Linked DNA regions of Mus musculus: region 2 is linked to region 1. A link is a loop called in an ENCODE intact Hi-C map of the cell type or tissue named here. Cell type or tissue: gastrocnemius. All regions are shown on one strand. Each heading gives the region's core, and the rest is flanking DNA. Links, peaks and the distances in the headings are about the cores only.

Region 1 (5,172 bases), core at 653-4,652:
GCTGGATGAGAGTACAGTTTGAGTACATCTGTGCCCTACCACTACATTCTGGGCAGGTTTTTCTTCTTTCTCCTTCCTCACCCTTTGAGTTCCTTTCTTTTGTTACTTGCTTTAATTTGACATAACATGTATCATCTGTCTTCCTTTCTCCTTAAAATGGCTGGTAAACAAAAAAACCCTTAAAAATGTTGGCTCTTAAAAATATTAGGTCTTCTCTCTCACTCCTTTGTTCTCTCACCTCTCACTTCTCTCACTCCTCACACTGCTTTCCTTTTTCTTCTCTCCTCTCTCCTTCCTCTTTGTCCTCTCCTCTCCTCCCTCTTACTCTTTTCTCTAGCCTCCCTCCCCCTTTCTACCTTCTCTCTTTCTCCCTGCATTTCTATAATAAAGTTCTTAAACCATTAAAACAAACAAACAAACAAACAAAAAAAATAGCTCTTGCCTGGCAGTGGTGGTGCATGCCTTTGATCCTAGCACTTGGGAGGCAGAGGCAGGTGGATTTCTGAATTCCAGACCAGCCTGGTCTACAGAGTGAGTTCCAGGAGAACCAGGGATACATAGAGAAACCCTGTCTCAGAAAACCAAAAAAAAAAAAAAAAAAGGTTTTAGGGCTGGTGAGATGACTCAACAGGTAAGAGCACTGACTGTTCTTCTGAAGGTCCTGAGTTCTGAAGGTCCATAACCACCTTTAATGAGATTTGATGCCTTCTTCTGGTATGTCAGAAGTCAGTTATAATATACTTATATATAATAATAAATCCTTTTTAAAAAATTAAAAAAATATGTTAGCTCTTGATAGGAAGACCCATATCCTATTTCTATCAACTATTTCCCTCCTCAAATTATTAGATATTACATTTAAATTTTCACTTTTAAATTTCAAATTCAAGTTTTCATTTCGAGCATATATCTCGAAGTGTAGGCAGAAGGCATGCTCCAAGTGCCTGAGTCTTCAAACTCTTCAAGCATACCTCCTATATCTTGCCACAGAACATCACCAACTGGGGACACTAAGTATTCAAAGGACCAAAACAGGGGGTGTCATTTCACTCAAATCACCACACATATGATGCTATCAAGATCTTCAGACAACATATAGAGCTTGGTGTTTGTATTGAGTCTTCTGTCTTGCTTAACCTGATCTGTGTTGTAGGGCAAGCGGAACCGTATCACCAGACAAAAACTGGGAAGGTTGAGAGGATTCACAAACCCCAGTACTTCTCCTATCTGAGAACCACAGGTGTTCTCATGTACTGCACCTGGTTCCTGTCCTGGTGCCCATGACTATGACACCCCACAGGAACAGCACAGAACAGAGTTCGCCATGCTAACGAGGTATCTAGATGGGTTGGCCCCAAGGGTTTAGCCAATAAGCTTCCCTCCTCAGACATTCCTTTCTGCAAAAGGAACTTAATCTTTGCTCCACCTTCAGTACCCTGGCCTGAGTGTTTGCAGTTCTTCAAAGTTAGATGACTTAATAAACAAGGCTGTCCTTCCCTCTCTAGCGGTCACGCCATCCACCTGTTGCATCACCTGGAAAGTGGTCTTCGGATTCTAGGATCACCTCTGTGATCGCTAAATAATTCAACGGCGCTATTTTCTTCATAAATTTTCGCTTCATTCATTTTTATGAGGATGCCTTGGAGGTGAGGGTGTATTGGCTCCGGTTCACCTCTGGGGAGACGCTAGCATCCGCATCGAAGCTGTGACTTTCTAGACTTGAAGGGCTTGAGAGTTGTCGGAAGCCTCGAGCATTTGGAGACAGACAAGGGCCAGCAGGAGCAGGGCAGAGGGGAGCTGAGCAGCTTAGAGGCCAGGTGGCAGTTGGGAGGGAGGTCGCCCTGCGACCGAAGCTTCGCGGATAGGACACGGCTCATCCGCCCAGGGGTCGGGCCCACAGCCAGGGGAGCTGAGGGCTGGGACGAGGCTCGAGCCCAAGCCCTCTTTCGGACTGACTGGGACACCTCCAGGAGGCGCGCGGGCCAGTCTCGGGATTAGAAGACAGCGCGACTGTCCCCTCCCCCCACCCCTGAGAACTAAGCTGGAGGCGGAGGCGCGAGGCAGGAAGCACCGGGCCGGGGTCCCGACCCCTGACAGGGCCGGCCGGCGCGGGCCGCCAGGTGCCTCACTCACCACGTCGTAGACGTTGAGCACCACTAACTGGTTAGCCCCCATCCTTCTCCCCACGGCCGCCGCCTCGTTCTCCAGCCGCTCGGTCTCCGCGGGGCGGAGACGCTGCCACCCCCGCGGGCGCCTCAGGCAGGGCTCGAGCCGGGCACTAAGCGTCCAGCCCGGCCCACCGCAGCCGGGGCGGAAGCATCCGGCAGCCGGGACCGCTCCCGGGAGACGCTGTCAGGAACCTGTATGAGGACCCGGCTAGACAGGTGGAGAGGCAGCTCCAGCTCAGGCGCCTCCCCTCGGCCGCAGACACGTGGGGGAAGGCGGGGCCTGGGCGAGGGGCGGGCTTTAGGCACCCTGGAGGCGGGGCCGGGCAGGATCCAGGGATGAGCCCGCCTGCGTCTTGAGGTTCTCAGGCTCTGCAGCTGGAGACCTAAAATGGCGACAGGCCGGATGCCTCTTCACCCTGGTGGCTCGAGGTCGCAGAAAGACTACCGTTCCCAGAAAGGAGAGCGGAAACCCGCGATTCCTATTGGGCGTGTAAGCAGTCTGACTACATGTCCCAGCATGCACCAGGATATTGTAGGCACTCACGTCTCCCTGGGAGACTACAGTTCCCAGGATGTCATGCAGGGGATGTCAACCTCCCTCTAGGTTGTGGATTTTGCCTTTATAAGCCTGTTGGAAAATAGGGTCAGGGTCAAACTCCTCTACCACTGCGTAGTGTATGAGTCTCAGCCTCAGCATGCTGGCTTGTGTGCCATTAAAAGACAAAAGTACATAGAGTTTGTCCAGGGAACCTTCGCTGTTAGTCCTTGGTTAGCAGAGACTCCATTTGCCTTTTAGTTTTCAGTGCTGTTTTTGGAGTTTGTAGCGTGAGATGTGAATACAACGTAATGTGAAGAAGTGATGACTAAGTTTTCCAAAGCCCTTCTGCTTTTTTTCTTTTTTAATTTTTGAAAATAAAGAAGTGAGGCAATAAATGGAGGAAGGTTACCCTTGTAAAAGTGGGATGTAAGAAAGTCTCAGTTAACCCTCAAAACAGAATTCACATTTAGTGAGAGTATCCTGCGCTGGTTGGAAGAGTGTAGCAACTCATAGATTAGCTCAGTCCTAGGACACAGTGTTTGCGCACCCATTCAACAAATATATTTTGTGTTCCTAGTGTATGCCATGTAATATGGTAGACCTGGGAATTCAGCAACTGAACAGACACGGGAGACAAACAAAATTCCAGCAATGAGTATTTTGTAGAAAAATTGAGATAATTTAGAGTTATCTTAGGATGTGTGGGCAATGACTAGTTTTAAGCTAGAATCTGAATGACAGAAAGCTAGTCAAAAATAAGAAAGCCAAGAATTCCAATTAGAGGAGACATAAGTACATAGACATAAGACATGTTTTCTGTATTTAAGGAACAAAATAAAAGTTCTCTGTGGCTAGAACATAATGAGCAAAGAGGTGATCTGTGGACAGACAGTTAACTGGTCAGAAGACATCCTGAGTTTTCAGTTAACTAAGATTGAATATCTATTTTACATTTTAGATTTATCAATTGTGTGTGTGTTTGTGTGTCTCTGTGTGTGAAAGAGTGGAAGAGAGAGTCAGAGAGAGAAAGACAGAGACAGAGACAAAGACATCGAGGGGTGCAGGTGACCAAAGAGGACAGAGGGCAGGAATGCTCTGCAACCGAAGTTATAGGCTGCTGTAAGTTGCTTGACCTGAGTGTTGGGAACCAAACTGAGATCCTCTGCAGAGCAACAAGTGCTTTTAGTGGGCAAGCCATCTCTCCAAACTCTGAGGTTGGATTTTAAATGAAGAGTTGGTAGGGTTTGAGCCAAGGAACGACATGAATATGTACATAAGTCTCTTAAAAGATTGCTTGAGAGCTGGAGAGATGGCTCAGTGGTTAAGAGCACTGGCTGCTCTTCCAGAGGTCCTGAGTTCAAGTCCCAGCAACCACATGGTGGGTAACAACCATCTATATTTGGGATCAGATGCCCTCTTCTGGTATGTCTGAAGACAGCTACAATGTACTCAGATAAATAAAGTAAATAACTCTTTAAAAAAATAAAAATTGCTTGAGTTTCTTTCTGTTGGGTACACTCTCAAAAATAGGTCCTAGATTTTTCACACATTTGGGTAGATAGTATGCTATTCATAATATATCAAACATTTGAGGAAGAAACAGGTTAGAAAGGGAAATGAAATTACTGTTAGGTCATGTTATATTTTCAGTGCCTTTTAGAGGCTCATGAGATGTTGAGTAGGCATTTGCATAAATGAAATGGAGTCACAACCATTAATCTGACTAAAATAATCGTTTCAGTAGAACTTAAAGCCCAGAGACTTGTTGGGCAGTTTTTCTGTTGCTGTGATAACACATGCTCTGACAGAAAGCAGCTTAGGGTAGAACAGGTTTAGGGGGTCACAGTCTATCACTGAAGGAAGTCAGGACAGGGAACGAACTTAAAGCAAGCACCTTGGAAGAGCAGTGCCTGCTGGCTCAGTCACTGGCTTATGCTTGCTAGCTTTTTTACAAAACTCAAGAGAACCTGTCCAGGCAATGTGACACCCAGGGTAGACTGGGCCCTCTTATATCAATTATTTAAGATAATACCCACAAGCTAATTTGGTCAAGGTAATCCATTAACTGGGAATTCTTTTGCAGGTGACTATAGGCTATGTGAAATTAAGGGTTAAAGCACTAGGAAATATTGAAAAAAATACAGTTGGAAAGAAATATTAAATGGGGGAGGAGATGGGAGGACATGCTAAAGAAGGCAATATGGGGAGGACAACTAACATTAATAGCCTTTGGAAAAACCCATATGGAAATGTACTATTGTAAAAGCATCATATATATTTAAATAGAGTCACCACAAAAATGGGAGAGACACTGGACCAACTAGATGTCTTAGGCAAATGAAACCATCAGTGCCAAAATGGATTACATCTCATTATTGGCCAGAAGGGTCCTGTAGAAACCTCCCTCTAAAATTACACTATTGCCAAGGCCATTGGTTACCTTTTTTTAAAAAGATTTATTTATTT
Region 2 (5,172 bases), core at 748-4,747, 180 kb after region 1:
GGACAATTCACAGATCAGACTGAACAGCAAGAAAATAGAGATAAAATTTGGAAGCAGAGTCTAGAGGATAATTTACTAAAGCTAGCAAATCAAAATAAGGCAGAGGCTGCAATATCAAAATTACAACATAAAAAGAAGCTAAGATGGAAGCAGGGTTTAGAACACAAGATACAGGAAGTGAGAAAGCAGCATGAACAGCAAAAAGAGAAATTTAAGACATGGCAACGTGAACTAGAGAAAACACTAGAATGGAAGACAGAGGAAATTATAGATCAGAATAAGAAACAGAAAGATGAAAGTAAAGGTAGGAGACAGGAACTGGAAAGGATAATAGAACCTAGAACCTGCCGTACATTTACAAGGGTTCTTGTGGTGGAGAGATAAGGTGAGGGAGATAGTATGACAAAATAGAGCCAGGGGTAGAGAGATTTCCACAGATCAGCTACTTGGTGAAGGTCACTTTGCTGATGAAGAAACTTTGGCATTGTGTCAATTGTCAGCCTTAAAGGCCTGGGACAAAGTCACAGAATCAGGGAAGAGACTTGAACCGTTTACTCAAGTCATGCAAGTTCCAAAAGAAACCTTCCCTGACTTTTTGAAAAGCCTAGCCTCAGATGTGGAAAGGAGTGTATCAGATTCAGCAGCAAGAAAGGCAATAATTGAGTCTTCAGCCTTTGAAAATGCAAATGCTGTATGCAAGGAAATAATCAGATCACTGAGGGCAAGGTCAACATCAAAGTGGATTAGGTATACAGCTGATGTTGTATCTTGCTCACCTGATATGACTGTAATAAGAGAAGCTGCCACTAGACACCTAGAGATGACCCAAGATTTCAAATGTTTTAATTGTGGTGAGCAGGATCATCTCGGAAAACACTTCCCAGAAGATTTCACCTCGGTAGTACTCGTCTCTTTATTTTTTAAAAATTGGTTCTTTTAATTATTTACATTTCTCTTTTTAAAGATTTATTTATTTACTTTATGCATATGAGCACACTGTAGTTATTTTAAGACACACCAGAAGAGGACATCAGATCCCATTACAGATGGTTGTGAGCCACCATGTGCTTGTTGGGAATTGAACTCAGAAACTCTGGAAGAGCAGTCAGTGCTCTTAACCTCTGAGCCCCTTATTTACATTTCAAATGTTGTTCCTCTCTTCAAACCCCTTATCCCATACCTCTTCCCCCCCCCCACCTCTATGATACTGCTCCTCAACCCACCCACTCCTGCCTCACCACCCTAGCATCCCCTCAAACCAAGGCACCAATCCTCCACAGGACCAAGGGCCTCCCCTCCCACTGATGCCAGATAAGGCAATTCTCTGCTACATAGGCAACTGGAGTCATGGGTCTCTCCATGTGTACTCTTTGGTTGGTGATTTAGTCCCTGGAAGCTCTGGAGATCTGGTTAGTTGGTATTGTTGTTCCTCCTATGGAGTTGCTATCCCCTTCAGCTCCTTCAGTCCTTCCCCTAACTCCTCTATTGAGGTTACCATACTCAGTCCAATGGTTGGCTGTGGGTATCTGCATCTGTATTGATCAGGCTCTGGCAGAGCTTCTCAGGGGACAGTTATACCAGGCTCCTGTCAGTAAGCGCTTCTTTCCATCAGCAATAGTGACTGGGTTTGGTGTCTGCAGATGGAATGGATAACTAGGTGGAGCAGTCTCTGGATGGCTGTTCCTTCAGTCTCTGCTCCATTCTTTGTCACTGCATTTCCTTTAGACAGGAACAATTCTGGGTTAAAAATTTTGAGATGGGTGGGTGGTCCTATCTCTTAAACCGGGAGCCATGCCTAACCTCTGGATATGGTCTCTACAGGTTCTCTCTCCCTTTTGTAGGGTATTTTGGCTAATGTCATCCCCGTTGTGTCCTGGGAACCTCTTGCTTCCCTGGCATCTGAGACTTTCTAGTGGTTACTGGCAGTTCCCCATCTCCCACTGCTACACACCTCCATTCAATTTCCTGACCCTCTGTATTTCTCCCCTGTCTCCTTCCATACCTGATCCTGCTCCCCTTTTTTCCCTCCCTTCCTCTCTCCCTCCCAGGTCCCTTGCTCCCTCTACCTCCTGTGATTATTTTGTTTCCCCTTCTAAGTAGGACTGAAGCATTCACATTTTGATCTTCCTTCTTCTTGAACTTCATATGGTCTGTGAGTTGTATTGTGGGTATTCAAAGCATTAGGACTAATATCCACTTATCAGTGAGTACATACCATGTGTATTCTTTTGTGACTGGGTTACCTCACACAGAATATTTTATAGTCCTATCCATTTGCCTGCGAATTTCATGAAGTCATTGTTTTTTAATAGCTGTGTAAGTGAACCACATTTTCTATATCCACTCCTCTGTTGAGAGACATCTGGGTTGTTTCCAGCTTCTGGCTATTATAAATAAGCCTTATTATAAATAAGCCTTATTCTAAATAAGGCTGCTATGTGCATGGTGGAACATGTGTCCTTTTTATATGTTGGAGCATCTTTTGGGTATATGCCCAGTAGTGGTATAGCTGGGTCCTGAGGTAGAACTATTTTCAGTTTTCTGAGGAACTGCCTAACTGTCTTCCAGAGTGGTTGTACCAGCTTGCAATCCCACCAGCAATGGAGGAGTGTTCCTCTTTCTCTGCATCCTCACCAGTTTTTGCTGTCATTTGAGTTTTTGATCTTAGTTATTTTGACTGGTGTGAGATGGAATCTCAGGGTCGTTTTGATTTGCATTTCCCTAATGACTAAGGATGTTGAACATTTCTTTAGGTGCTTCTCAGCCATTTGAGATTCCTCAGTTGAAAATTCTTTGTTTAGCTCTGTACCCCAGTTTTTAATATGGTTATTTGGTTCTCTGGAGTCTAACTTCTTGAGTTCTTTGTATATATTGGATATTAGCTCTCTATCAGATGTAGGGTTGGTAAAGATCTTTTCCCAATCTGTTGGTTGCTGTTTTGTCTTATTGACAGTGTTCTTTGCCTTACAAAAGCTTTTCAATTTTATGAGATCCCATTTGTCAATAGTTGATCTTAGAACTTGAGCCACTAGTGTTCTGTTCAGGAAAATTTCCCCTGTGATGGAAAGATCTCACATGGTCATTAGTCTGCAGGATTAAAATAGTAAAAATGGCCATCTTACCAAAAGCAATCTACAGATTCAATGGAATTCCCATCAAAATTCCAACTCAAGTCTTCACAAAGATAGAAAGATCGATTCTCAAATTTATCTAGAATAACCAAAAAAACCAAGATATCAAAAACTACTCTCAACAATATGAGAACTTCTTGGGGAATCACCATCCCTGACCTCAAACTGTACTATAGAGTAATAGTGATAAAATCCACATTGTATTGGTACAGAGACAGACAGACCAATGGAATAGAACTGAAGGCCTAGAAATAAACCCATATACTTATGGTCACCTTATCTGTGACAAAGAAGCTAAAACCATCCAGTGGAAAATAGACAGCAGTTTCAACAAATTGTCCTGGTTCAGGTGGTGGTTGGCATGTAGAAGAATGCAAATTGATCCATTCTTATCTTCTTGTACAAAGCTCCAGTCCAAATGGATCAAGGACCTCCACATAAAACCAGATATACTGAATCTAAAAGAAGAGAAAGTAGGAAAGAGCCTCTATCCCATTGATACTGGTCTCTTCTAAATCACAGTTAATTTCTTAGCTCCCATTTAACCAGCATCAATTGTCCCAGTAGTCTCTTCTACTTTTCACTCTAAAGCCAGAGCCACATGGCTGAAGCTGCTGAGTTCTGCCACTTGTAGGAACTGGAACATGGCCCCTTTACTGGCTGGTTTTGTGTCAACTTCACACAAGCTGGAGTTATCACAGAGAAAGGAGCTTCAGGTGAGGAAATGCCTCCATGAGATTCAGCTGTAAGGCATTTTCTCAATTAGTGATAAAGGTGGGAGGGCCCCTTGTGAGTGGTACCACCTCTGGGCTGGTAGTCTTGGGTTCTATAAGAGAGCAAGCTGAGCAAGCCAGAGGAAGCAAGCCAGTAAGTAACATCCCTCCATGGCCTCTACATCAGCTCCTGTTTCTTGACCTGCTTGAGTTCCAGTCCTGACTTCCTTTAGTGACCAACAGCAATGTGGAAAGTATAAGTTGAATAAACCCTTTCTTCCCCCAACTTGCTTCTTGATCATGATGTTTGTGCAGGAATAGAAACCCTGACTAAGACAGCCTCCTTGTTCTATTCCATTCTTCATTGCCTAAGCTTGCCTGTCCTGGAACTTGCTCTGTAGACTGACTTTGAACTCAGAGATCTGCATGCCTGTCTCCTAAGCACTGGGATTAATGATATGTTTCACCAAGTCTGGATTTAAGTTTTTCTTCTTCTAGAACTTGTTCTGTTCTAGGCTGGCCTTAAACTCAAAGATTTGCTTCCCTTTGCCTCCTGGGATTAGAGGTTTGTACTAACATGCCTGATCCTAAACTTAATGGGGGGGGGGGGGGGGAGAAGGGCTGGTTGCCCTAAGGTTACTCCTCCCTTAATTCAGTTCAATATCCTTGAACACAGGTTTCAGTTCCACTTCACTTCCTGGAGCCCCTTTAAAATTCAAACCATATATTTTCTATTTTTCATTTCTCATCTTGATATGTTTGTTTAAAATGCTCTTCATGAGACTTAACCAGATAACAAAGTCTATGATGGGAGTTTCTGAGACTTCCTTTATCTGAATGCAATGAATCTGAGATTCTTCACTTTAGCCTCAGGCAGATCCTTCAGACAAAGGCAAAAAGTAGCCACATTCTTGACCAAAATACCACAAAACAGTCTCTAGTCCACATATTGAAATTCTTACTGAAACCTCTTGGGCCAGGTCTGCACAATTCAATTCATTCTCAGTAACAAAATCTTCCATATTCCTACTAGGATGTTCCATTAAGCTCCATTTAAAGCATCCCACTGCTTTCCAAATCCTAAGTCCCAAAATCCACATTCTTCCAAACAAAAGCATGGTCAGGCCTATCACAATAATACCTGACTCCTGGTAGCAACCTCTGTCTTAGTTTGGGTTTTACTGCTGTGAACAGACCACTCCCAGGGCCCAGCATATACAAACCATCACAGAGTAGGTGGGCAGGGGTGTTGATATTCTGTCTAAACTCCACCTCATAGTTCTTGGCAGCAGCCAGGTAGGCTTGGCCCAGTATAAAAGGGGCTGCTT

Evidence for each region. A loop is a pair of places that touch in the nucleus more often than their neighbours do. Peaks named below come from ENCODE experiments on the same cell type or tissue, not always from the same donor. Only the 100,000 strongest peaks of a DNase experiment are listed, where the experiment ranks them.
Region 2: it touches region 1 in a loop (7-fold over the local background); 22 of 42 quality-filtered maps call a loop at or near these places.

The regions. Positions count from the first base shown.
Region 1 is chr1:177,980,666-177,985,837 of GRCm38, reverse strand. It overlaps a transcript of Catspere2 not described here. Among named protein-coding and RNA genes, the nearest start is that of Catspere2, 8.1 kb to the left of the region's middle. In gastrocnemius, for the core only: a CTCF peak has its summit at 2,729; DNase peaks (open chromatin) are centred at 1,440, 2,170 and 2,530; H3K4me3 peaks cover 1,706 bases; H3K27ac peaks cover 1,264 bases.
Region 2 is chr1:177,799,012-177,804,183 of GRCm38, reverse strand. No RefSeq gene overlaps it. Among named protein-coding and RNA genes, the nearest start is that of Adss, 5.1 kb to the right of the region's middle. In gastrocnemius, for the core only: no CTCF peak of the experiment used is centred there; no DNase peak of the experiment used is centred there.